2 separate regions of the Homo sapiens genome follow, and region 2 is linked to region 1. Evidence: chromatin loops called from intact Hi-C (ENCODE). Cell type or tissue: mammary epithelial cell. All regions are shown on one strand.

What was found. Peaks named below come from ENCODE experiments on the same cell type or tissue, not always from the same donor. Only the 100,000 strongest peaks of a DNase experiment are listed, where the experiment ranks them.
Region 2: a loop joins it to region 1, with 5 times the contacts of the local background. A loop is called at or near these places in 1 of 110 quality-filtered maps.

What each region holds. Positions count from the first base shown.
Region 1 is chr16:4,367,048-4,372,047 of GRCh38, reverse strand. The region is part of intron 9 of CORO7-PAM16 (CORO7-PAM16 readthrough); the gene reads left to right. The region is part of intron 9 of CORO7 (coronin 7); the gene reads left to right. VASN (vasorin) reads right to left here and starts at 200. Exons shown (of 2, transcript NM_138440.3): 1 at 55-200. RefSeq lists enhancers at 1-818, 2,395-2,894. In mammary epithelial cell, no CTCF peak of the experiment used is centred here; a DNase peak (open chromatin) is centred at 2,917; H3K4me3 peaks cover 451 bases.
Region 2 is chr16:3,762,574-3,767,573 of GRCh38, reverse strand. The region is part of intron 16 of CREBBP (CREB binding lysine acetyltransferase); the gene reads left to right. Among named protein-coding and RNA genes, the nearest start is that of TRAP1, 48 kb to the right of the region's middle. In mammary epithelial cell, no CTCF peak of the experiment used is centred here; no DNase peak of the experiment used is centred here.

The sequences.
Region 1 (5,000 bases):
TGGCCGTGGCGCCCCCTTCCCCGCCCGCAGCCCCCCAGCCCCACAGAAACTCACCGGGAGGCGGCGGCGGCGCAGGGAGCCGGGCGGGGCAGGCCGCGGCCTCAGTCTTTCCTGGCGGGTCGGGCCCGAGGGGGTCCTGGGTCCCGAAGCAACTGCGTTCGAGTCCGCGTCCACCCGCCCCGGGCTCGGGCTCCGGAGTCGGCTCGCTGGAGGCAGGTCGCGCCTTAAGAGTCCCGGGGGGCGGGCCCGCCGCGGCAGGGGCGGGGCCTCTCCCCATTGGCCGGGGCGGAGCCGCGTGGAGACACGCCCCTTCCCCACCGAGGGGCTCGTGGGCCGGGTTGCCCTGGCCCTCACCCTGCGGCCACCTGACCTGCGCGGGGAGACCTTGCCCGTCGTGGGTTTGCCGGATGACACTGGGCAGGTTTCTGCTTTTTGTGTAAAAAGCGAGAGACTATTTAGGAATCCTAAGCGTCACAGCCCAGATGCCTATGAGGCACCAGGCAGGTGACAAATGCCAGAAGTCCACCCCAGGGCCTCTGCGGCCCTGGAGAGGCAGGATGGCGGGAGTGGGGCTGGTAAGGGCTGAGTCCTCATGACCAGCCCGGGCCAGCTAGAGCTTTGGATTTTTGAAGAGAAACTGGAAATCCAGATTTTTAGGTGAAATCTCTCAATGTGTTATTGTTGGTAGCTAATCCCAATTTCAAAAAACTCCTGGCAGCCCACACAAAGCCCTTTCAAGAGCCTCCTAAGTATAAACTCCAATGCCAAATCTGAGCTCAGGGTCCTCTTAGCCACGACAGCCTTAAGAGTTGTGAGCAGCCCTGGACTCTCTTCCCCACCATATTATGAGATGAAGGGGCTGTGTCAGGGAGGGCAGTGGTGGTCTGCCCACGGCCCCACAGTTACTGGCAGCTTCAAGCCTGAGCTGTGGAGGCATAGGGGTGGTCACCGTCGGTGGGTGGGGCCTGGGCTGCAGTTGACAGTGGCCCTTGATTGGGCAGGAGGGGCGGGTGCCAGGGGCCGGACTAGTCCAGAAAAATCCCCTGCCTTGGAGGATTCCAGGAAAACACTCTGCCCTCCTCCCCCTCCGCGTTTGTGGTCAGTCATGCCTCAGAGCCTTTGGGGGCCCAGCTCAGCTCCTGACTTCCGGAGAGCCTTGGGACACCCACACCCCCTCCAGCCCGGCCTGTAGCCAAGGCCCTTGGCTGGGCTAGCTCTAGTCTTTGGGGGGCCTGAAGGCTTATCCCTGGGAGGCTGGGCCACACCAGCTGGAGGGTTTCCTAGTCTCTGGAGGACTCAGTTATCTCCAGAAGGCAGGATGGCCTCTGTGTCTAGCCGTCAAGGGCTAAGCAGGGCCTGGCTGGGACAGTCACCTTCTGGACCTCCCGTCCACAGGGCCCTCTCCCCACAGGGCCCCTTTCCAGGGCTGGCAGGGCTCCACAACCCATACGTTTCTCGGTCTACATGGATTAGGGCATGGCTTGCGGACCTCTGTTCCTGGGTTGGGGCTGGCCTTTGGGTGCATTTAGTGCAGGCTTTATGGGAGTTTTTACAACTTTGAAGGCACTGCTAACATTGAAAAATCAGGTGGTTTCATATTAAAATGGGGCTTCCCAGCTTGCATTGAACAGGAACTCTCAGCTGGGGCTGAGTGGCGGTTGCTCCCTCTGCCAAAATGTGGGCTCATGGGTCACCCCAGTCCCCACCACTCCCTGCTGCCTCCTGCCAAGCTGTCCACTCACTTGAGTTTCCTGCCCGGCCCCAGAACCATCTGAGTTTCCAATCAGTGCTGTGCAGCCTCTTGTCGGACTGTTTCCCTGCCTCTTCCCTTGGCCCTGTGTCCTCTGAAGCCCTCAGAAGCATCCACAGATGCCCAGGGTCAGGGGTAAAGAGGGCTCCAAGAGCCTCCAGCCTGGCTTTCCTCAAGGAACAGGACCTCCTGATGTCCTTGAAGCTTCTCACCTCTGTGGCAGGTTCTTGTAGACGGAGAGACCCCATCTGCCTGGTGTTCACCCCCTGCCCCAATCCTGTGCCCTGGCCTTACACAGGTCCCCACTTACCCAGAGGCTCAAGGGAAGCTTTTAGGAGACCCCTCTCAGTTTATCCAACATTGCCTTGTATGGTTTCAAGGTGCCACCCGCCTTTAGAACCTGGTTACCAGCAGTCTGCACACAGCGGGGGAGCTAGGGGCTGTGGGGGTGGAGGGGGGTCAAAGGATCCTAACTAACTCTCCAGCCTGGGTGATAGGGACAGATCCAAGGGACCCAGCCTGCTTTGAACTGGCGCAATGGCAGAATGTCTGGGTTGGTGGGAAGGGGCCTGAGCGGGAGGGATGGGCTGGAGGGGAGGACAGAGGAGGAGCCTTGCAGCTGCTCCTTGTAGCAAGCACACCCTTGGTGCTTCCCCTCGGTGCTAATCACAGGAGTCCTGGGAGAGCTGGCGGGGCTTATCCGGAGGCTGAAACTGCTCGTGCCTCCCAGTTGGTACTGAGGTTGTCTTCTAGCTCCTGGGACCTGGCTGAGGGGCGGGGGCAGATCTGGGCTTTAGACCTTCTATAACTTTATGCCTGGGACAGACCCCTGGACCTGGGTCAGGGTCAGAGCCCTTCCCAGTGGCAGGCCCAGATTCCAGCAGGAGAGGTGCCGGCAATACCTCTTACCACCTCTGGCCCTCTGCCTGGCTGGGGCTCATGTACCATGTTCCAGACCCAGACCCAGCTTGGCTCTCTTCACACAGCCTGGGGTCAGGCCCATGCCAACACTTGGCCAACCTTTGGGGCTGGGTGCCATGACCCCATTTCTTGGCCCGTGCCACGGCAGACAGGATGCCCCTGCCTGGCAGAGTTGTCCAGATGGCTCTGCCTGAGGCAAGGAAGACTGGCCTGACCTGTCAGAGGAGCCAGCCCTGCCCTCCCTGACTTCCTGCCCACTCGGCCTCAGCTCCTGAGTCAGTGGCTGGCTGGCTGGGACGATGGAACGGGGGTGAGGGAGGCTGAGCACCAGGCCTCCTCAGGCAGTTGGCTCAGCGCACAGGTGAGCCTCTGATGCCATGAGGTGGCCCCAGGCCTGTTTCCCACCTCTCATAAGGGCAGCAGAGGGGCCACAGGAGACCTGCCTATCCTACTTGCCCTCAGCTTCTGTCCTGGCACCTGTTTCCACTCCTCCCAGCCTGTGCCCCCAGCAGCCAGTGTGATCCCTACTCTGTGCCAGTCTGGTCCTATCCTCTTTCTATTTTTATTTTTTTGAGATAGGGTCTTGCTGTGTTACCCAGGCTGATGTGATTTTTTTTTTTTTTTTTTTTGAGATGGAGTCTCACTCTGTTGCCAAGGCTGGAATGCAGTGGTGCAATCTTGGCCCACTGCAACCTCCGCCTCCCGGGTTCAAGTGATTCTCCTGCCTCAGCCTCCTGAGTAGCTGGGATTCCAGGTGCACGCCACCATGCTCAGCTCATTTTTGCATTTTTAGTAGAGACGAGTTTTCACCATGTTGGCCAGGCTGGTCTCAAACTCCTGACCCAAAGTGATCGGCCTCCCAAAGTGCTGGGATTACAGATGTGAGCCACCATGCCCAGCTGGCGATGCGATCTTGACTCACTGCAGCCTCAAACTCCTGGGCTCAAGTGACCCTCCTGCCTCAGCCAGCCGAGTAGCTGGACCACAGGTGTGCACTACCACAGCAGGCTAATTTTTAATTTTATTTTTTGAGATGGAGTCTCACTCTGTCACCCAGGCTGGAATGCATTGGTGCCATCTCGGCTCACTGCAAACTCCACCTGCCGGGTTCAAGTGGTTCTCCTGCCTCAGCCTCCCAATTAGCTGGGATTACAGATGCACACCACCACACTTGGCCAATTTTTGTATTTTTAGTAGAGACAGGGTTTCATCATGTTGGCCTGGCTGGTCTCAAACTGCTGACCTCCAGTGATCCACCCACCTCGGCCTCCCAAAGTGCTGGGATTACAGGCGTGAGCCAGCATACCTCGCTAATTTTTTAATTTTTAATTTTTTGAAGAGCCATGGTCTCATGATGTTGCCCAGGCTGGTCACAGTGTTGACCTACTGGGCTCAAGTGATTCTCCCACCTCAGCCTCCCAAAGTGCTGGCTGGGATCACAGACATGAGTCACTAGGCCTGGCCTAGCCTCTTTTGCTTGAAACGCACCGTCACCTTTTCATTGCTCGTCCACTGGAGGCAGAACTCCCCCTCCCCACATGCACCAGGCCCCTTCCCGTCTAGCCTCCACCTGCCCATCCTGAGCCTCAGCCCTCACCCACACTGTCCAGGCTGTCAGGCACATTGTCCATCTTGTTCCTCAAACAGGCCATGAACCCACCTGCCACAGGACCTTTGCACAGGTTGTGTTCTCTCTGAAACTCTCTTCCTGTGAGGTGTTTGATTTCTGCATGACCTTGGGATCGCAGGGATCACCCCTTCCCCCACTGCTGAGGCCCAGTCCCCCTGCTCTGTCACTGTGTGTCCTCGGTGAACCTTCCCTTCACATGTTTGTCTATGGGATTGTGTCTGTCTGCCTCTTGTGCTAGGCTGTGAGCACCTTGAGGACAGAGGCAGGGTCTGTTGCACTCATCTCTGGGCATACCTACATGCAGGTCGAGCCGAGGACCAGGCACAGACCAGCTCATCAAAGGAGTGAATGATTGTGAACGAATGAATGAGTGAAAGCCCTGTCAAAGCTGCTGAAGGGACTTGCTTCCAGCCCCAGTGGAGCCAGTGTCAGTGTGGAGGGCACTCCAGGTCACGCACCACCTTGGTCCCCTACCCTCCGCCTCCGCCTCCACCTCTACAAGCAGTGGTCAGGCCGGGATGCAAAGGGCATTGCTGAGCCCGGCTCACCCTGCTGGGCCCTCAGTAAGTAGGGGCCTGTGTTACTCACAGGTGACCAGCCCAAGGCACTCCAGGAAGTCATGGAGACACCCAGGGCCCCACCCAGCTTCCCAGCCACTCTGTGGCTCCTGGAAGTGTGGGGAGGGGAGGTGGGCAGGAC
Region 2 (5,000 bases), 600 kb after region 1:
CAGAAACACTCAGGCTGAGCAGGACCCCTGCCCTGTGCCTGTGGGGCTCATGGCAGGAGTGAGAGATGAGCTGCTGCTCCGAGGGCACCCAGGCTGCAGAGCTGTCTTCTGATGGTGCTGGCAGGGGCCGAGTTGAAATGTGTCTGGGTCCTTGAGCAGGTTAAGGAGCTTGGCTTTACTCATAAAAGTATAAAGAACCAGTGATGTATGTGAGTAGGAGAATAACCAAAAAAGCCATAATTTAAGGAAGATGGTCATTATGACAGCACAGGGTGACTTGGAGGCAGAAGGTTTCTGCAGGTGCAGTGAGGAAGCTGAGCATGCAGAGTGAGGGGCAGGGTGGCGCCTAGGGACCCTGTGTAGTGAGACATGGGGGAGGGGTAGGTTAGGCATCTTTGGGGTCTGAGATGTGTGAGGTAAGCCCGCCTCACAGTGGAAGTTGGATGGAATCCATTTGAGATGTATCCACAGTAAAGAGATAACAGGGTATCAGAAAATTGTCAAGTGAACCTTAGAAATGGGAGACAGGACTCAGAAAGTCCAAGGCTGCAGATGACACTTTTGGGAAAGATTGCAGAGAAATGTTAGAGACTGAGACCATGTTACTCTGCAGCTGGAAGGGACCCTGGAGAGTGTGGAGTACAGTGAATCTCAGGGCTCTTTATACTCTTAGAAATTGAGGGCCCCAGAGAGTTGTTGTGTGGATTATCTATCATTGCTTACTCTACTGGAAACTAAAGTTGAGAAATTTGAGTACAGTGGCTTACACCTGTAATCCCAGCACTTTGGGAGGCTGAGATGGGAGGCTTGCTTGATGCTGGGAGTTCAAAACCAGCCTGAGCAACATAGCAAGGCTCCATCTCTACAAAACTAAAATAAAACTAGCTAAGTGTGGTGGTGCACGCCTATAATTCTAGCTGCTCGAGAAGCGGAAGCGGCAGGATTGCCTGAGCCTAGGAGTTTGAGGCTGCAGTGAGCCCAGATCACATCACTGCACTCTAGCCTGGGAGACAAAAGTGAGATTGTTGTCTGAAAAAAAAAAAGAGAAAAATTTTTAAATATTTAGTTCATTTAAAATAGTCTGTTACATGGCACCCATAGAAAACATTTATATGAAAAACAATTTTTCCAAAACAAAAATAAGTAAGAATAGTGGCGTTATTAAGGGTATCTGCCTCTGCATTTACTGTGTTGTGATTGGTTATTTTGGTTGAAGTGTATGAAGAAAATCCTGTAGTTGGTAAAGGGAGAAGTATTTTCGTAGCCCTTTCAGCTGATTGTGGATATTCTTTGATACTATACCAAAATTCAGCCAGTGAAGGTTTCTTAAAGGTTAGTTGCGACATTGAACCAGAATCTATAGCACTGGATTTTTCATAGTCTGTGACATTAGAATCCATTGATCCATCTTGTACTTGGAATGGATCTTTTGTGCTTGCATGATTTTTTTTTCAATTGACACTTAAGTTCTGCAGATTTTCCATATGTTGACATATTTCACTATACAGTGTCAAAAAAAAATCAACATTTGTTAATACCACCATCAGTCTCTTCAAACAAGTCTTACCAACTTAGAAAAGCAGGGCGTGCATGGTGGCTCACACCCGTAATCTCAGCATTTTGGGAGGCTGAGGGGGAAGGATTGCTTGAGCCCAGGAATTCAGGGTCTATGATTGCACCACTGCACTCTAGCCTGGAGCTCAGGAGTTCGAGAGCAGCCTAGGCAACATGGCGAAACCTAATCTCTATTAAAAAAAAATTAGCTGGGTATGGTAGTGCATGCCTGTAGCTGCAGCTACTCGAGAGGTTGAGGTGGGAGAATCACCTGAGCCTGGGAGGTCAAAGATGCACTGAGCCTTGATCATGTCACTGTACTCCAGCCTAAGTGACAGAGTGAGGCCCTGTCTCAAAAAATAATACTAATAATAAATTTTGAGAAGCTGTGAAGCCCATGTACAAGTTTTCCAAAGCATTTGATTTTTTTATGAAAGCCCAAATTTTAGCATTGGCAACAAATACTGTCAGTTGTCCTTGAAGTAACTGGCCCTCTTTGTTCATTTCTGAGAAAATGTCTGACATATAACCAGAGCTTAGTAACTATAGCTTATCTCTCAGTCATTCCTGAAAGTTTTAATGTGCTCCACGAGGGCAAGCAGCTACTTCAGCTGTAAATTCCAACACTTGCCCAAGTACTGCCTCCTGATGTGGCCACTGTGCCTATGCAGCGCACATCTTTTATTCTGTGTGAGGAGATAGGCAGAATGTTTCATCACACAGAATAAAAGACATGTACCAGGCGGCCAGACGCGGTGCCTCACACCTGTAATCCCCGCACTTTCGGAGGCCAAGGCAGGCAGATCACGAGGTCAGCAGATCAGGACCATCCTGGCTAATACGGTGAAACCCCGTCTCTACTAAACAAAATACAAAAAATTATGCGGGCGTGGTGGCGGGCGCCTGTAGTCCCAGCTGCTCGGGAGGCTGAGGCAGGAGAATGGTGTGAACCCAGGAGGCAGAGCTTGTAGTGAGCCGAGATACTGCACTCCAGCCTGGGAGACAGAGCGAGACGCCGTCTCAAAAAACAAAAACAAAAACAAAAACAAAACAAAAAAAAAAACCACACACATGTACCAAACGCTTAAGATTTAATACAAGGAATACTTTTTACTATCTCATCAAGAATATTTTTTCAGCCAGGTGTGGTGGCTCACATCTGTAATCTCAGCACTTTGGAAGGCCAAAGTGGGAGGATCACTTGAAGCCAGGAGTTCAAGACTAGCCTGGGCAACATAGTAAGACCCTGTCTCTACAAAAAATTAAAAATCAGCCAAGTGTGGTGGTGCATGCCTGTAGTCCTGGCTACTCAGGAGGCTGAGGCAGCAGGATCACTTGAGCTCAGGGGTCCAAGGCTGCAGCAAGCTGTGATGCCACTGTTGGACTCCAGCCTGGACAACAGAGCAAGGCCCTATCTCAAAAATAAATTAATTAATTAAGAAATGAGTGGACACAGTGGCTCCCACCTATAATCCCAGCACTTTGGGAGGCGAACACAGGAGGATTACTTATGGCCAGGCGTTCAAGACCAGCCTGGGCAACGTAGTGAGACCCTGTCTCTACAAAACAGTTTAAAAATTAGCCAGGTGTGGTGGTGCACCTGTAGTCCCAATGGCTCAGGAGGCTGAGGTGGGAAGATTGCTTGAGCCCAGGAGGTTGAGGCTGTAGTGAACCATGATTGTGCCAGTGCGTTCTAGCCTGGATGAGAGAGTGAGACCCTGTCTTAAAAATAAAGAATATTTTTTCTTGGCTGGGAGCAGTGGCTCATGCCTATAATCCAAGGACTTTGGGAGGCTAAGGCAGGAGGAATACTTGAGGCCAGGAGTTCAAGCCAGCCTGGGCAACATAGCAAGAACCCATCTCTACCCAAAAAAAAGAAGAAAAATTTTAAACAAATTTTCTTAAGCATGGCTGGTATTTTTTTTCTTGTGACTGTACAGCAGCAGCAGTGTGTGTGATAACAGTAGAGTTTGGTGATGTTGGCTTTCTTTTCCTTTGTTTTTGCTTTTTAGCTGGGTGTGGCAGCATGCGCCTGTAGTCCCAGCTACTCGGAAGGCTGAGGCAGGAGAATCACTTGAACCCAGGAGGTGGAGGCTGCAGTGAGCCGAGATTATGCCACTGCACTCCAGCCTGGGCAACAGAGTGAGACTCCTTCTCAAAAAAAAAAAAAAAAAAGATTGCTTTTTTCCCATCTGTGCAGATGTCCAACATAGTGCAAAAGGCAAATGATAATTTAGTGTTATAAAAATTGTTTCAGGCCGGGCGCAGTGGCTCACACCTGTAATCCCAACACTTTGGGAAGCTGAGGCGGGTGGATCACCTGAGGTCAGGAGTTCCAGACCAGCCTGGCCAACATGGCGAAACCCCGTCTCTACTAAAAATACAAAAATTAGTCGGGCCTGGTGGCGCATGCCTGTAATCCCAACTACTCAGGAGGCTGAGGCAGAAGAATCACTTGAACCCAGGAGGCGGCAGAGGTTGCAGTGAGCTGAGATCGTGCCATTGCACTCCAGCCTGGGCAACAAGAGAGAAACTTCGTCTCAAAACAAAATTGTTTCAGGCTGGGCTTTGGGGTTCACACCTGCAACTCCAGCACTTTTGGAGGCTGAGGTGGGAAGATCACTTGAGGCCCAGAGTTCAAGACCAGCCTGGGCAACATGGTGAGACCCTGTCTCTGTAGAAAAAAATAAGAAAATAGCTGGTTATGGTGGTGCATGCTTATAGTCCCTCATGCTACTCATGAGGCTGAATTAGGAGGGTTGCTTGAGCCTAGGAGGTCAAGTTTGCATGCAGTGGGCTGTGATTACGCTACTGCACTCCAGAAGACCTCGTCTCAAAAAAAAAAAAAAAATTGGTTTCAGTTTTGGTGAAATAGTTTTCATCTTACAGCACATAGAAGGGCCTAGGGCAGTGCTATAACTTGAGCACCTAAAATGTGACCAGGGTGGCCGGGCGTGGTGGCTCACCCCTATAATCACAGCACTTTGGGAGGCCGAGGCGGGCGGATCACGAGGTCGGGAGATCGAGACCATCCTGGCTAATACAGTGAAACCCTGTCTCTACTAAAAGTACAAAAAATTAGCCGGCCATGGTGACAGGCGCCTGTAGTCCCAGCGACTCGGGAGGCTGAGGCAGGAGAATGGCATGAACCTGGGAGGCGGAGCTTGCAGTGAGCCGAGATCGCGCCACTGCACTCCAGCCTGGGCGACAGAGCAAGACTCCGTCTCAAAAAAATAAAAATGTGACCAGGGTGACCGAGGAACTGAGTTTTTTATTTTTTGTAATATTATTCGTTTGGTAAAATTTCAGTAGTCACAGGGGCTGGGGACTGCGATATGAGACAGCAGCCTCCAAGGGCTCGAGAGCCGCGTTTTTGGGAGATGCTGGTGCGCTGCAACAGCCCTGCCGCGTGGAGCAGGTCCTCGGGCCAGAGGAGGGGAGCGGCG